2 separate regions of the Homo sapiens genome follow, and region 2 is linked to region 1. A link is an interaction called in ENCODE POLR2A ChIA-PET data of the cell type or tissue named here. Cell type or tissue: GM12878. All regions are shown on one strand. Each heading gives the region's core, and the rest is flanking DNA. Links, peaks and the distances in the headings are about the cores only.

Region 1 (8,579 bases), core at 270-8,269:
AGTTAGAGTGAAAGAGCACTTGACCCAACAATCACCAATTAGCTATAAACAAGCTGGCAAAGTCACATGGCACTACACAGAGCCACCATATGCAAGGAACTGGCTAGAACTGCTTCCCTGGCAATGACTGTGGCCATAGCTAGTTTCACACAGATGGAGCAGCATCCTTTCTTTAGAAATCCAGGCACTAATATGCTTTGTTCTCAGCTCTGGGCCCTCAGCCCAAAATCACAGGGAATGGGAAAAGCTCTACTTCTCAACTTGCTACATTAGGCTACTTTGAAATTTACATTTTTTATTATTCATTTTAGTAGCTCGACTTAGGAGCCTTTTTTAAATGGTACTCTAGGTAAATTTTTGAATTATTTTTTATTTTTTTTGTATTTTTTCATTATTCATTTTTATATTTTTTATTATTCATTTTAGTAGTTCTACTTAGTAGCCTTTTTTAATGGAACACTTTAGGTAAAATTTTGAAGACAGTTGGACAACAGAAATCCTTATGTTCTTTTGATGTATACAGTAGTTTCTTTCAAAATTGTCCCCAGAGAAATTCCAATATACCCAAAAGGACTCACATTCTACTTCACAAAAAATAAAAAGTTCTCTATGCTATCCAAAAGGAAAAGAAAAAAACAAGATTTTTTTCTTTGTTTAAAATGTTTGAAGGTCTTCCAGCTACAAAAGTTAAGCGTTTGGACTAGTTCATTAGAATTTTGTGTTAACAACCTATCTCAGGCATGAACAAATAACATTTTCGCTACTGGCAAAAAGACAGGCAGAAAAATAAAGACAATTGTGTTTGGGTTGTGGTCTGGGTGGGTGAAGGTGAGGGAAAAATGAGAACACCGCACACTATGAAACTAGCCACCTGCTACAAAGCCCAGCAGTATCTATATTAAACTAAATATAATTTCATATTGGTGTCTCCAAATCTAATTCAGTACCACATGGTTCATTCTATCCTCTTGCTTTTCTGCAACCTTCTTCTCCAATAGTGAGAAACTTGGCTCCCATCAATCACCAAATGTATGGTAATACATTTACTTATTTGTCAGTTTCCAGTATACACGTACAGCAGTTTCAGAATTGCTAACCAATACCCCTGTGAGAAACAACTTTACCAGCTGCAGCATTTATGTACACTTTTGTCTTTAATCTTACAGTTTCTAGTTAAAACACTGTTTTCCAAAAATTATTCAGGTCAGCACCTTTTCCCCCATCCCTTTAGTGAAGTTATATCACATATCTGAAACAAGCTTGTTAGGTTCTTTTGTCACCATTGCATTCCCCTCCGGGATCCCTAACTCTTGGTTGATTGATTTTTTTACTTGCACATATTAAGCTCTTTATGCTATAAAGTTCTATCAGTTTTTTCAAATGCATAGTATATGTCCACCACTACAGTTTACTTTTAACTCTACAACTCCCCCATTCTTTCCCCCAAGTGAAAACTCCCCTTTCCTCAAATCCCTAGCAACCACTGATTGGTTTTCCAGTCTTAAATTTGGCCCTTTCTAGAATGCCATATGAATGGAATCATTCAATATGATGTAGCCTTTTCAGTCTGGCTTCAATAACTTGGGAAAATGCATTTAAGACGCATCCATGTTGTAGCATCAATTGCTTATCATTGAATAATAACCCATTGCATGGATGTACCACCGTTTATGCATTCACCTACTGAAGAACTTCTTGGTTGCTTCTAGTTTTTGATGATTATGAACAAAGCTGACAACTATGATTAAAGCACGTGTATGGATTTACATTTTCAAACCAATTTGGTAAATACCTAAAGGTGCTTTTGCTGGGTCATGTGGTAAGTCTGTGTTTAACTTTAATAAGACACTGCTAAACCATCTTCCAAAGTAGCAAGTATGAGATAACCAGCATTTAGTATTGTCAGGTTTTTTTTTTCTCTTAACCAATCTAACAGGTATGTCAGTAATATCTTGCTGTTTCAATTTCCTTAATGACAAATAATGTTGAGAATCTTTTTATAGATGGTTATTTGCCATCCATAAGTCTTTTTTGCCATCCATAAGTCTTTTTGAAGCAGTTGTTCAGATCATTTGTCCATTTTTTTACAAGTGGCTGTTTCCTTAATTTTTTTCTTATATTTTGGATATCCATTCTTTAAGAGATATGTGATTTGAAAATGTTTTCTCCCAGATATAACCTGTGTTTTCATTCTCTCAACAGAATCTTTTGTAGAGCAAAAGTCTTCAGTTTTGGTAAGTCCAATTAATCAATTTTTTCTTCCATGGATCATAAAAGGACTGTCTCCGAGAAGAGAGTGAGTTCTTACAACCAAGTGTGACAGAGAAGTCAGATAATTTTGAGAATATGATTAAAATAACTTATTCTTTTGTCAGTAAAAAAAAAAGCAATTCCAAATTCTGTGGGAGAGGGGAGATACAGAAGAAAGTCATCATCTAATTATCAATAAAATTAAAATGCTACATTTTTTTTAATTTTAGGGAGTGGAAGATAAGATACCCCATTTGACCTTGATACTAGAAACATTATTTTTAGGGTCACAACTTTGAACACAGAGACAAAGAAATGTAATCACAGTGTACTACTTGGTTCTGTATTGTATAATCATAACAAATTAATTAGTTAAATATCATGTATTGAACTTTTAGAATAAATTGAAAGCATGGAAGAGTTCACTATGATTACAGAATAATTATAACACTAATAGCAATCATTTATATAGTCCTTATTACGTATCGGGCCCTGTTTCAAATGTTTTACATAAATCTTCACAATAATCCTGTGAAATAAGAGTACATTATCCTCATTTTATAATTGAGAAAACTGAGGCACAGAGAAATTAAATAATTTGCCAAGGTGACACAGCTAGGATGTGGTAGTGCTTGGATTTAAACCCAGGCAACCTAATTCCAATGTCCACATTCTTAACCACAAAGTTATACTGCCTTCCTTAAATAGAATATAAATATTATAAACTTTGATAATTTTAAAGTAAATGGATATTTGACAGAAGTTAAAAGACAGAAGGGAGGTAAAAATTAAAGTAGAGGGTATGGGTAATAAACTCTCACTTTATAAAAAGGGCAATAAAGGATACAGTACTGCCAAAAGCTAATGGAACATGAAATAGAGGTTCAGGCATATTGGAGTCACAAAGCTAACCAACAGAGGAAATAACAACAATAATATATAACTATATAAAGTTTGAAGAAGGGCAATAGAGTAGCAGAAGAGTAAATCATCTTAAACATCAAGTCATCGACAGTTATCGCCTTAGTTGATAAATCAAGAAGTAGTAAGATAAGCATATTATTTAAAATTATAGAAACACCCACCACAAGACAAAAAGAAATAATCAAAATTGGCATGCAGCATTTCAAATAAACTAGTTGTAGCTGTCCACTTTCACACTGCTATAAAGAATTCCCTGAGAGTGGGTAATTTATAAAGGAAAGAGGTTTAATTGACTCACAGCTCCACTTGGCTTTGTTTCCTCGGGAAACTTACAATCATGATGGAAGGTGAAGGGGAACCAAGGACCCTCTTCACATGGTGGCAGGAGAGAGAAGTACATGTGTCAGCACAGAAAAAACTACCATTTATAAAACCATCAGATCTCATGAGAATTCACTCACTATCATGAGAACAGCATGGAGGAAAGCGACCCCATAATGCAATCACTTCCCACCAGGTCTCTCCCTAAACACCTGGGGACTACAATTCAAGATGAGATTTGGGTGGGGACACAAAGCCTAACCATATCACTAGTATAGTACAGCAGTTAAAAATATAAACTCTGGATCAAACCTTCTTGGGATCAAACCCCATTCCTCCACTTAACATTACAGTCTGTTAAAGAAAGTTACTCAACTTCTCTTTCCTCAATTTTCTTATCAGAAAATGGCTATAAATATGGAGATGGCTAATTCATATGAATGTTATGAAGATTAAAAGAGTTAATGCAAGCAGTGCATTAGAACTATGTCTAGTCCATAGTAGGTAAACCTTAAACAAATATTAGCTATCAGCTATGAACTACAGGAAATAGAGTGCATGCACACACACACACACACACACACACACACACACACACACACAGAGAAAATAGGTTTATGTTTAGTTCCTGACTTACTTAGCTAAGGATTCAAAATCTTATTAGCAGTGAAACTGCCACTCAGAACAAGAACAGATGTAGCATGGCTCAACACAGCTGTGACTGGCCTCCAGAGTCATGCACTCCCAGTGAGAGAACAAGGTGACATTTTGCCATATTTAACAAGTTCAATTATGAGGGTGACACTTCTCTTTGATGCTCAGGGCTTACATCACCATTTGGGGAAGAACAAACTCTAACAAGCTATGCCCTTTAATGGAAAATTACAAACATCTGGGTTCTTACTGGTTCTTGAGCCAAACCCAGTGCCAGTAAAGCCACAACTTTACCTAAGAAGAGAAAGCAGGATCAATGTCCAGATATTCCCAAACAGCCTCACTTCCTCCAGCTTGATAGTGTTTGGAAAGACTGATTCCCCACAGATTGCCTCTGTGAAGTAGAACTGGGGGTCTGATCACTGTGGAAGATGAAATATTCAAAATTATGGTACCAGCCATAGATCCCATTAGCTCATCAGGAAAAAAAGACATATACAAAAATATGATGAACTTTATAGACAAGATTAGGAGGGGTGAAATAAAGATGCAGAATTTTGCAAAATGAAACAGAACACTCTGTGGTAATAAGATAATGCTGCTTGGAGAAAACTGCATTTAAGTTAGGTAGAAAGCAGGTAAGAAAGCACTCTTTGTACGAAGAATAAATGAGCATAGGAAAGCAGCAATGCAAAAGGAGAGCTTAGGCAACGTAAGTGTTCCAGCTTGACTGAAGTAAGAGATTTACATGAAATTCCACTATGAAACGTCATGGAAAACCTGCAGCCTTTGAGGGTATGTACTAAGCCAAAAGATGAAGGTGTAAAGTATTTCAAAAAGTGTAATCTCTTTTCTTTCTACACTTTTTCTCTAGATGACTTAACCAGTCTCACAGTTTTAAATATTATCTCTGTGATGACAATTCTCAGACCTCCTTCTTGAACTTCAGTCTAATCTATTACACTCACATGAAGCCAGGCCATCTCATTCGACTTGGACATCAAGCAAGCATCACAAATTTAGCACATTCAAAGCTGAACTTCCTGAAAACCCCCTGCCAAATCTGCTCCTCTCAGGGCTACACCCATCTTAGTTAATGGCAACTCCATTCTTCCAGCTTCTCAGGCCAAGGATTTTCAAATAATCCTTGACTTTTCTTTTCCCTTCACACCCCACATCCAATCTATCAGAAATTCTGTTAGTTCGACTTTAAGTATATCCCAAACCAGATCTCCCTCTCACTGGATTTGTGCCAAAGCTCCTAGCTGGTCTCTCTGCTTCCTCTCTTACCTCAATATCATTGCCAGAATGATTCTCTTATCACCTAAGTCAGATGTCACTTGCATGTTCAAATTCCTACAAAGGCTGGCCAGCTCAGAGTAAAAACCACACCTCTAATTGTGATCTATGTGGCCCCATTCAATCTGTACTTTTCCACTCCACACCTCTTCCCCAACACACACCCTTGCCTCCTACTAGTCATCTTCCAGCTCACTCTGCTCCCCGTCGATATTCAAACATGACAGGCACACTCGCATCTGAGGTCCTTTACACCTGCTGTTCCCTTTGCCTGGAACCTTCTTCCTGCACATATGTATTGCCTTCCTCACTCAATTCCTTCAAGTTTTTACTCAAACGCTACCTTTATGGAAGGGCTTTCCTAGCCACTTTAATCCAAAATATCAATCTCTTTTTTTTAATATTTTGTCCCTCAGAAAGCCTTGTTCTAACAAAATGTCAATGTCTCACACTCCATACTCCCTGTCTTCCTCCTTAATTTTTTTTCTCCTTTGCAGTTATCACTGCCTAACAGGCTATGTACTTTGCTAATTTATCAGTCTTTTACTTCTCTAGAATATAAGCCACCCAAGATCATAAGTTTTTGTTTGCTGTTTACTATAACCTTAGCACCTAAAAGAGTCCTTAGCACATAATAGGCACTCAATATTTGTTTAATTAATGGAGAACCTGGCAATGCTATACAAAATACACTAGAGGGAGAAGAGATTATAACTAGAATATCATATTCTCAAATTCTCAAAAATATGTGTTTAGTAGCAACAATGCTCCAAGGTTTCTGGGGAATGAAAAGATAAAAAGACCATGTGAGAGAGAGACACAATTGACTGTAATCTAAATATTCACAATTTTCACAAAGAAAATGCTATAAGTACTTGAGGGAAAATTCCACTGGTGGGGAACTACTGCAGTAGCCTAGGCATCAGGTGATCAGGCCCTATATTGAACAAAATGAAAAAAAATGGAAAGGAAAGGACAGGTGTGATTATCACAATAGACAGAAACAGTTAGTAGAGATTGGCTATTACTTGAACAGGGAAAGAAATACCACAAATTTTCAAGCTTAGATAATGACATGAACATAGTGCCACTTTTAAAAGGGGAGGGTTTCCAAAATTAATGGAAAAATGACTAGTCCAACAATAAACATGCTTTGTTTGATGTGACAGCAGACCATATAAGTGGAAATTTCAGGTCACAGTTCTAGACTGAGAACTGTTACTCGCAGTTTTAAGAAATACAGAATTAGGAGAGTTTTCCCCCCTAAAGAGAGAGAATTGAAACTGAAAAAGGTGAGATTTCTAAAAAAAGACTAAAGAACACCATGGGAAATAGGTGAACTTACAGGTCAGGGGAACAAGGGGTGCAAATGAACATGACAGAGTTAAAGAGGAAAAAATAAAATGAGGACACCTCAAAATCCATATAAATATAAAAATTTATTCAGGATTTTAAAAATAACCAAACTACCACCCACTTTCATATTTAATAATTTTGCAAATATGTTCATTTAGGTACTCAAAATCTCAGAAGAAACCAAAGCAATACTTCAATCTTGATTTAAAATTGTCAGACTGGTGTAATTATTTTCCTGGTAACCTCTGAAACAAAAATCAGCTTGTGTACTTTTGCACATTTAATTGGATTGTAGTTTGGATGTAAGATAAAGAATGTGATGCAACAAGACTCTGTCACCCAGGAAACCACGTAATATCATGGAAAATTGTGCAGCCTTCTTTATAACTGTAATTCAACCCTGCTCAGCATCTGGCCCAGTTCCATATATATAAGGAGTACCTAATATATATTCATTTATAAAAGTAGCAAATAAGACAAGTAAGAAAATACCAAAATGGGTAGATTTCAAATAACTAATTCAGTGGAGAAATGGGAAATGGAGAGCTATTGTTTAATGGATACAATGTTTTGGTTTGAGAAGATGAAAAAGGGTGGCAGTAACTGCTGTATAATGAAGTGAATGTACTTAATGCCACTGAATTGTACACTTAAAATAGTTAAAATAGTAAATTTTATGTTATGCATAGTTTACCAAAATAAAAAAATATAACTAGTTTAGCTCACATTTTATGCTATAAGCTAAATGTTAATTCTCCAGGAACAATCATTATATCAATATTCTTTTTAATCCCAGGTCTCTGAATTCATGATTGTAATTCAATAATGAGGAAAAGCTTTGGTCCAAGATGAAATTGACAAAGGAAAATAGAAAACAAGATAAAAACAGGGTTTTTCTATTTAAAATAATGTTTTTTTTCTTGAGAGACGGATTTTCCCTTTTGTTGCCCAGGCTGGAGTGTAGTGCTGCAATCTCCGCTCACGGCAACCTCCACCTTCTGGGTTCAAGTGATTTTCTTGCTTCGGCCTGCTGCGTAGCTGGGACTACAGCCGCACAGCACCATGCCTGGCTAATTTTGTATTTTTAGTAGAGACGGGGTTTCACCATGTTGCCCAGGCTGGTCTCGAACTCCTGACCTCAGGTGATCCACCCACCTCAGCCTCCCAAAGTGCTGGGATTACAGGCAAGACCCACCATGCCTGGCCTAAAATAACTGTCATCAATTATTTTTCTTTACATTTTACTTACGTCACTTCATATTAAAGCTACATTTGGCAATTACATTAATAAGCCAACTATCTAATTTTTTAAAGGCTAAATTAAAAAGCAATGTTTCAAATACATAAAATTTAAAACATACTTAGTATTACTAGTCCCCTGGAAAATCAGCCATAAACACATGGTGAATGAAGGTTTTCATCATGCCATAGCTCAAGCAGTAACCAAATGAATAGGAAATGCTCATTTTATCTGGTGTCTGGTCAGCTTTTCATAAATTTGATTTTTAATTCTGCCAGAACTCTTTCCTCCCTGGTCACCACAAAACATATCATCACACCTCTCTCTACTCCATTTGTGGTCCAAAACCTTGTCATCCCTACCTGAAACAACCCAGTGCACTACAACCATCCAAATGCTATTTAACCTTCAAGTAAAGATCTCACCTCCAACATGAAATCATCTTCTACTAGGCCAAAACATACTGATCTCTTCATTGCTAAATTCTCATATCCCTTGTAGTCTAAATCAGTGCTTCTCAAGCAATCTATGGTAA
Region 2 (8,579 bases), core at 145-8,144, 310 kb before region 1:
CATCTCTTAAAAAAATCTGAGCCAGAATCTAAGATGCTTTCTGGATATTTCGAGCTACTGAAGTTCCCAATCTTGCCCAAACTTAAAACTTCAATTTCATACCCAAGAAACACTCCTCTAACCTAACTTAGGCTCCCTGTGCTTCTCCTTCCCACTTCCCTTTTCTTGTTCTAGCTTTTCCTTTGTTGAAGCAGAAAGTAGAGCTTAGAGAAAAGTGCCAAAAACATCGTTTACCTTCCTTGTGCAGTTACAGTCTTCCCTTAGCCAAAGACAATCTCTGTATGGTGTGCGTAGAAAGGCTCGTGTTGTGTGTGTGTTTTTTTTTAAGACACCACAGGTGAGGTCCATTGGATGCCCCCTTGAGGCAGCCTCTCCGTGCTACAGGTGTACCTTCTGATGTGGTACACCTGCTCTGGCTCAGGACTTCAGTCCCTGCTTCAAATGCTATCACCAATGATCAAGCACACCTGGCTCCCTTGCACCGGTAGCCCAGTGTAAAATTCCACCTCCCTGTTCCCTAAACAATGGATGATGCACAAGCTCCTCACTTCTCGTCTCTCTGCCTTGTGGTTACTCTCAGTTTGCCCCACAAAGTTTGCTTACATCATTGTGGAGCAGGTTGGCAAGGCTGCTATGGGAACAGACATCTAATACAGGCTTGAGATACCAATATCATCCTCTTCCAAGCATGCCAGTTCCTATGAGGGATTCTCTTAGACCCCATTTCCTTGCTTTATGAGGGGAGGACTATGAGGGGGTAAAACCATAACTCAAAGCCACAGTGAACATCCTCGAATTCCTTAACTTTTTCTTATACCCACTGGGAGTAACGATCAGACTAGCAGGTTTAATTTGACTATCTCTTTTCATTTAATTTGTTTTGTTTTTAATTTTTTATACCTTTAAAATTGATTTTTGTTTATGCTATCATACAGATAGAATACAAAGGGAAGGTGTATTCGTCCATTTTCATACTACAATGAATAAATACCCAAGACTGGGTAATTTATAAAGAAAAGGAGATTTAATGTACTCACAGTTCCACATGGCTGGGGCACGTCTTACATGGCAGCAGGCAAGAGACCATGTGCAGGGGAACTGCCCTTATAAAACCATCAGGTCTCATGAGACTTATGTACTATCATGAGAACAGCACAGGAAAAACCTGCCCCCATGGTTCAATTACCTCCCACCAGATCCCTCCCATGACACATGGGGATTATAAGTACTACAATTCAAGATGAGATTTGGGTGAAGGCATAGCCAAACCATATCAGAGGGATCCCACAGCTCAGTGATGGCTCTCTGCAGAATATGAAAGCATTCATTAGTTTTGTTTTGAAGTTTTAGCAAAAATTCCAAAACAGGAGAAGTCTCATTCCCCATCCTGTTACCCACTGTTAACCAAAATTTGAGGAGTATAATAAATTTTTCAGGCTGTACTTATCCCACAATTACTACTTTCCTTTATAAGGCCAGAGAGATTTATAAAACAATTTCATCAGTGCGTTGAAAAAGACATTTCTAGAAGCCATTGGCAGTTAGGAGTCGCTTCTGTTAAGAGCCACACTTTAATCTTTTCCATTTTATTCAAGGCTGTGAAAGCCAACAGAAATAATTTTGTGACTGTAGAATTGGCCTCCTCTTTGAAAGGACAAACATGAAATCAAATATAGGAACTCATTTTTGAGAAATGTTTGTAACTCCTTTTTTCCTTTAGTCATCTTCTGCACTCACTGCGATTATTTCAAACCTTTACTCTACCTCTTAAGTTCAATTTTAAGTTTTTTCTCATTCCTTGCAGCTTCTAAGCTGTTTATTAGATAGTAAGGGTGTTGTTTTGGTTCTCAATTTGTTTTCTTATTCCAGTCATCCCCATTTTTATCCCACTCTTCTCTTAAATCATCTCATCTTTGAGTCTTGTTTTAACAAATTTATGTTTTCAGTAAGTTTCTCTACAGAGTAAATTTTAAAAATATATGCTTTCTGGATAATGTTTTCTTTTATACTGGGTTCACTCTCACTTTGTATATCGGGCTTCTTCCCTCTTTTCCCCTTGGTATGTGTGCATAGGTTTTTGTGTGTTTGGTTTCAGTTGTTTCCTACAGTTATATTTTGATTTTGCCTAATGTGAGACGCTCTATCCAGACCATGTGTTTGCCCTGACATTATGTGTGTGAGAATTGTTCTGATTTCCCTTCTACCAAATCTGGGACAGTGGGTCTTATAAGCTCTAACCACTTTTATACTGCCTAAGATCATGGGACTAGTAGAGGGGTTGTCTTGACCAAGACCAAGTGCACTTCTGGCTAGGAGACTCCAGGCTCTTGATCGCCCTGATATCTAGTACCCATGGGTTGCTCACTCCCCAGGCTTGGGCTTGTTATCCCTACTCAGCACAGCTGTCTAAAATTGCCCCTCTGAAGGGCAATTCTTGCCCCTTCAGAGGTACTGTGATGCCATATAGGGGCTTCCACTCTCAACATTTTTTTCTTAATTTCCCCCAGAAAGAACTTTGGTGTAACTATTTGGGATGTACCTTCCCTAAAACAAAAATTCCTTCCTGGTGCCTGAATTCTGGCTCTTCTCTTGTAGAATCTTCACCTCCATTACAACTCCTTCTCCCTCAGACTCTAGGACCAGTTGTATAAGGAGAGTGGAAAAAGAAGGATTCAAAAATACTATAAGAACTTGTAATGGGCTGGGTGCATTGTATATCATTATAGGTAATTTAATTTTCATTATACTCCAAATTTTTTACATAAGAAACTAGAAAATTTAAGGAGGTTTTATAAGTTGTCACGACTCCGAGAAGCAGAATTCTATCCTAGTTCTAGCCAACCTCAAAGCTATGTTCTCTACGCTACACCTGTGGGGTGCTGATAAATGTTTAACAGCCAGTTCTGGAGGTGAGAGAGAAGGGGAAGGCCTGATATGTGACATTTGTGATCCCATGGTGTAAATAATCCCACCATGATCAATTTCAAGTTCTCCATCAATGAGCTCACAAATGTCTTTAAAATGTTATCAGCTCTCCCCAGTCATGGCAAGCTTGTTCTAACACACGAATTACACTCCATATTAATACCTAGTTCTCTAGTTTCAACCATCACACTTACTCCTTCTCTGATTCTTCTCCTTAGTTTTATTAACCATGCCAAATTTCCAAATTCTCTGGGCTCTTCTTGACCCCAGGTATGTAACTGGATATTCTTACTAATCCCTGTGCTCTACTCCCTAAGAGGCTATCCTGGCACCCACATGAGCCTGGAACCTTGCTTTGCCTTTGCTAGATTCTTAGCCAGGGTCTGGACACCAGTATAGAGCTCTGACTACCTATACATAGATGATAAAAACCACATGATCTACCTAAATTTCTGAGTGTCATCTGCTCAGGGTTTGCCCACTGCTATCCATGTACCACCTGTCTATCACCGCAGAGTGTATAGATCCTTCCTTCCAAGACTCAAAGGTCTGTTTCCCAGGAACATTTTCAAACATTGTGGGAAGGTCTAATTTCAGGTTCCCAATCTTCACAGTTGTCCTTTATCTGCTGCTGAGAGAAGAGAGACAGACCCTCTCATATTGCTTTATATTGTTTTATACCCAGAAAAGGAAAGAGAAGTGAAACTAAAGGCAGGTAGCCCGGCGCCTAGGAACCAGACCTGAAACCAGGCCTGGGCCTGCCTGACCTAAGCCTGGTGGTTAAAATTCGACCCCTGACCTAGCAACCGATGTTATCTATAGATTCCAGACATTGTATGGAAAGACATTGTGAAACTTCCTGGTCTGTTCTGTTTCACTCTGACCACCGGTGCATGCAGCCCCTGTCACGTACCCCCTGGCTTGCTCAATCAATCACGACCCTTTCACGTGAAACCCTTAGCGTTGTGAGCCCTTAAAAGGGACAGAAACTGTGCACCTGACAAGCTTGGATTTTAAGACGCTAGTCTGCCGATGCTTCCAGCTCATTAAAGCCACTCCCTTCACTATCTCGGTGTCTGAGGGGTTTTGTCTACGGCTCGTCCTGCTACACTGCAATTAACCACATTTTGCTGATGTATCCCCAGTGTATGATGTGGAACCAAGAGCATGCCCACAAAAGAGGAAAATGAGTAAGCTTCTGTGGCACATCAGTGGTGAAGTACCACCTTCCCTCCCGTTAGATGTAGAACAGTCACTGTTGCCACTGCCACCACTACCACTACTCACAGCCCATCAGAACAGAAATCAACACTCCAACATCTCCCATTTGAAAGACTATCTGCTGTAACCCTGGATTTCCCCACTTCTCAATTGTTTCGTAATTTGCTGAATGTTTGGGAAATCTGTGTTCTCTATCCTGAAGCTGTGGAACACAAACTATTCACTGTATTTAGTGTCGAACAGAACTGCAATTTCTAAAGCTACTTAAAAGAGTGGGGGGAGGCATTTCCCTAACTTTCAATATTCTGCAGAAATAATTTGAAATGAGTAAGCTGAATCCATTCATTATTATTGCATAAATCAAAGACAAAATTATTTTTCTGAGTAAAGAAAAAAGGGGAAGTTGGATTCAAACTAAATTTAAGAGCACAAATTAAATAACATACAAAATGTTAAATTAAAATGTTAGTATATTCAAATTGTATAATTTAGAAATTAACTTGATTCGGAACTTCTAAGATTCAAAAATCACTGAACAAGGATTAGGGCTTAATCATTCACATCTTCAAAGAAAGGTCTTATTAGCACTTGATAAGGTGTTAACTGAATTCAATGACACTTCTGAGGAATAAAAGGTAATTTGACTGTCTTATCTTTGCTCGACAATGTCTGTGTTTAACCTGACAACCCAAAATAATCTTCCTTTTAGATCAGGTACACATCAACATATTGTAATTAACTACAGGTGATTTAACAACAAATAATTTAACTGTTACAGCTTTGAGTCTGTAAACAGTCTCTATAGTTCTCACAATTGTTCGTTTTGCATTAAAGAGTTTAATGACTATCTCTTTTTTTTTTTTTTTTTTTTTGAGACAGTCTTACCCTGTTGCCAGGTTGGAGTGCAGTGGCGCAATCTCGGCTCACTGCAACCTCCGCCTCCCAGGTTCAAGTGATTCTCCTGCCTCAGCCTTCTGAGTAGCTGGGACTACAGGCGTGCGCCACCACTCCCAGCTAATTTTTGTGTTTTTAGTAGAGACGGGGTTTCACCATGTTGGCCAGGATGGTCTTGATCTCTTGACGTCGTGATCTGCCCGAGCAACCGTGTCCGGCGTCTATCTCATTTTTAAACACATTGCAACAATTTCTGCAAAAACATATTGAAAGGCTAATTCCAATGTAGATAAGTGTGACTGTAACATCCTATTAACACATTTCTATCAATGAAATAATGAGTCAGTTAATGCTATATATTAGCCTGACAGATTGTCAACATATAATGTAAATCAAATGACTAAGAAAAAAGTTTAACATGTAAAAACTTATAATACAGCTTTAAAGAATTAATCACAAAGGATTTATCCTAAAGGTTGTTTATACAGATTCAGAATCTTGAAGCCCTGTGTTTTGTTTGTTTGTTTGTTTGTTCATTTGTTTGAGATGGAGTCTCCCTGTGTTGCCCAGGCTGGAGTGCAGTGGTACGATCTCGGCTCAATGTAACCTCCACCTCCCAAGTTCAAGTGACCCTCCTGTCTCAGCCTCCCAAGCAGCTTGGATTACAGGCAGGGTTTTGCTATGTTGGCCAGGCTGGTCTCGAACTCCAGACCTCGTGATCTGCCAGCCTTGGCCTCTCAAAGTGCTGGGATTACAGGCATGAGACTGTAAGTGTCTTTGAGATTACTAAATAAACTAAAGTGATGCAACAAACCATTCAGATAGAAGGGAAATCTCAGAAAGAGAGTTTTAAAGGAAATTTACTTCACTGATTTTTCCCACTCCTCACACCAGAATTTTGATTGTAATATTGCAATAGGGTCGACATAAGTTATTCATAAATAAATAACAATGTTTATGGGGTTTCTTTACCAAGGGACTTTATGAAAATGACAAACATGCTTGCTTGCAAACAACTGAACATACTCTTTAAAAGAGTTATACATTCTTAATTCATATAACAATGATTTTAACTGAGTTACAAACACATATGTAAACATAAATGACACTAGAGTTCGGATACCAAGTTTCAAATGCACTAAGAAATCAGTAAGAATCTCCACCAGATTCTTGGTGAGACCCAAATGGTATTCATCCTACAGGCCCTAGAACCTCTACTCCACTGCACGTTGTCGTAATACCCCATAATGGTAGCAACTATTACGCATCCCCTAATGGCATAAAATCATGGATTTTACTTGTTAATCACTACACAACCATTTTCATGTGGGCTCCATGAGGTTGTCAACACACAGGCTCAGACTCCATCAGTTACCTGCTGCTGGCTCAGGAAGTCAATGACAAAGGATTGACACTCCCCTATCTTTTATAATATTTATTACCATAAAATTTCAGTACAACAACAAAAATGTAATTTCCCATGGAGGAGCTGGTATGAGATTTGACCTGTGACTTGGTTATTTAGATACGAATTATTAAATTTGCTAATTACACCTAATCTCTTGCTGCTGTCACTGCTGCTACTCCTCCTTTCTTCTCTCCTCTTTGCTAATTTTATTGGCATTATTTGCATTTTCCACAGCAGGTATGGAAGAGAAAATAAAAGTAATGAAACGCAAGCAAATACATTCTTCAAAATATAAGGCAAACATTTCTACTGAAGGAAAAAATTAAGAGCATTGGCTAATTGTGATTGAATTAATAATTTAAATTTTCTAAGCAATCCTTCCTGTGTAAACCCAAGTGAAAAGGATTAATAAAAATATTACATTTTTATTGAAAAGAATCTTCGAAGTATAAGTTTGCTATATAAAAAGTAATTTAAGCAGGGACATTCAAAAGCTGTTGTCACCAAAAAAATGTAGTGCTATATTCAATGATTCTAACTCCCTTGAAAGTGTGCATCATGGTAATAACTACAATGATCTCATTTGACTATATTATAAATATGATATCTAACTTTGGAATTGTTATACTTTCAGATTCCTATAATTTTCCAGAGAGATTACTATTAAAAAATAAAGTTGGGGTAAGAACAACCAGTCTAGTTTTCATCTTCTCTTGAAAAAACAAAGTCTTAAGAGAACCACAAAAAATTACTAACAGAAATTGCCACTGGACACATCTCTTTCCTCTCTTTTCAATCACGGCTATTTAAAATGCAAACCCACTTACCACAGTCCTGACCTATTCTCTCCAATTTCTGAATGTCAAACACTTAGAGTAATTGTTGGCTGTCAGAGTCAGAAGTCTGTGGAAGCAGAGAACCTAGACATTTGGCATTTTAACTTTCTGGAACAAGTGATTTAATTATTTAATTAGTGTAAGAGAAAAGTATCTACACCAAGATCCAGGCATACACTGTCATCAAAAATGTCTCTGACACGGTAAAACACATATCAGAGAACTGGGAAAGGGGATTATATTTTATAAATTTGTATCTGTGCAAATTAACTCTTACATTTCAATGATAAATGGAAACCTGAAATATAAAAAATGATTTAATTACCATGAGTAAATCCACAACATTGCTGTTTGCTGAAGATGCTACTTATACATTTCTTATAAGGTTACTGAAAGTTTCTATTTTTGTTGCTCAAAACTAAAAAAAAAATCTGTTTGATCTTTAGTACTTATATAATTAAGATGCATCTAATTTCTTTACTTTTCAAATGTGCATTAAATGTTTCCTTCATAATTTATCATTCAGTGCTGCATCATCTTTAATGTATAAATAATGATAAATTTGGACATTAATTGAAAAAGTATCCATTAATGTTTTTGCTAGAATATCATTTCATCTGATCTTACTTCAATAAAAATATATATGTCTTGAACAATACATATCAATGTGTGAGGAGGTCAGCATTTTCCCGTGTGTTCCTTGGAAGCCCAGATCTAAGAATCTTTCTTTAAGGAAAGTTGTATTTTGATGTATCTGCTCTTTTTAGCATACTTTTTATTTTAGTATGGTCATGCATCCCTTAAATGATGAGGATACCTTCTGAGAAATGAGTCCTTAGGCAATGTTGTTGTTGTGCAAGTATCACAGAATGTATACCCCTAGATGGTATACACCTACTGCACCCCTAGGATATATGGTATAGACTATTGTTTCTAGGCTACAAGGCTATACAGCACGTTACTGTACTGAATAACACAGGCAACTGCCACGCAATGGTAAGTATTTGCGTATTTAAACATAAAAAGGTATTGTAAAAATATAGTATCATAATCTTATGTGACTACCGTATATGCAATCTGTCATTGATCAAAATGTCATATGTGGCACATAAGTTTATATCAAATGTTTAGGAAAATGCACAAATCATAAGTACATTACTCAATAAATTTCACAAATTGAAACCAACACACAGATGAAGAAAGATTACTAGCATCCCAGGATCTCCTATGAGTCCCCTTCCAGAGTAACCACTGCATTGATATCTAATACCAGAGATTAGTTTTGCCTGTTTATA

The links. Peaks named below come from ENCODE experiments on the same cell type or tissue, not always from the same donor. Only the 100,000 strongest peaks of a DNase experiment are listed, where the experiment ranks them.
Region 2: POLR2A ChIA-PET joins it to region 1 with 7 read pairs; 1 of 35 experiments calls an interaction of 5 or more read pairs at or near these places.

What each region holds. Positions count from the first base shown.
Region 1 is chr14:39,444,455-39,453,033 of GRCh38, reverse strand. All of the region lies in intron 1 of LOC105370461 (a long non-coding RNA gene), which reads right to left. Among named protein-coding and RNA genes, the nearest start is that of FBXO33, 16 kb to the right of the region's middle. In GM12878, for the core only: no CTCF peak of the experiment used is centred there; DNase peaks (open chromatin) are centred at 1,064, 4,203 and 6,646; H3K4me3 peaks cover 1,602 bases; H3K27ac peaks cover 5,190 bases.
Region 2 is chr14:39,758,378-39,766,956 of GRCh38, reverse strand. The region is part of intron 5 of LOC105370461 (a long non-coding RNA gene); the gene reads right to left. Among named protein-coding and RNA genes, the nearest start is that of FBXO33, 330 kb to the right of the region's middle. In GM12878, for the core only: no CTCF peak of the experiment used is centred there; DNase peaks (open chromatin) are centred at 3,466 and 3,926; H3K4me3 peaks cover 791 bases; H3K27ac peaks cover 447 bases.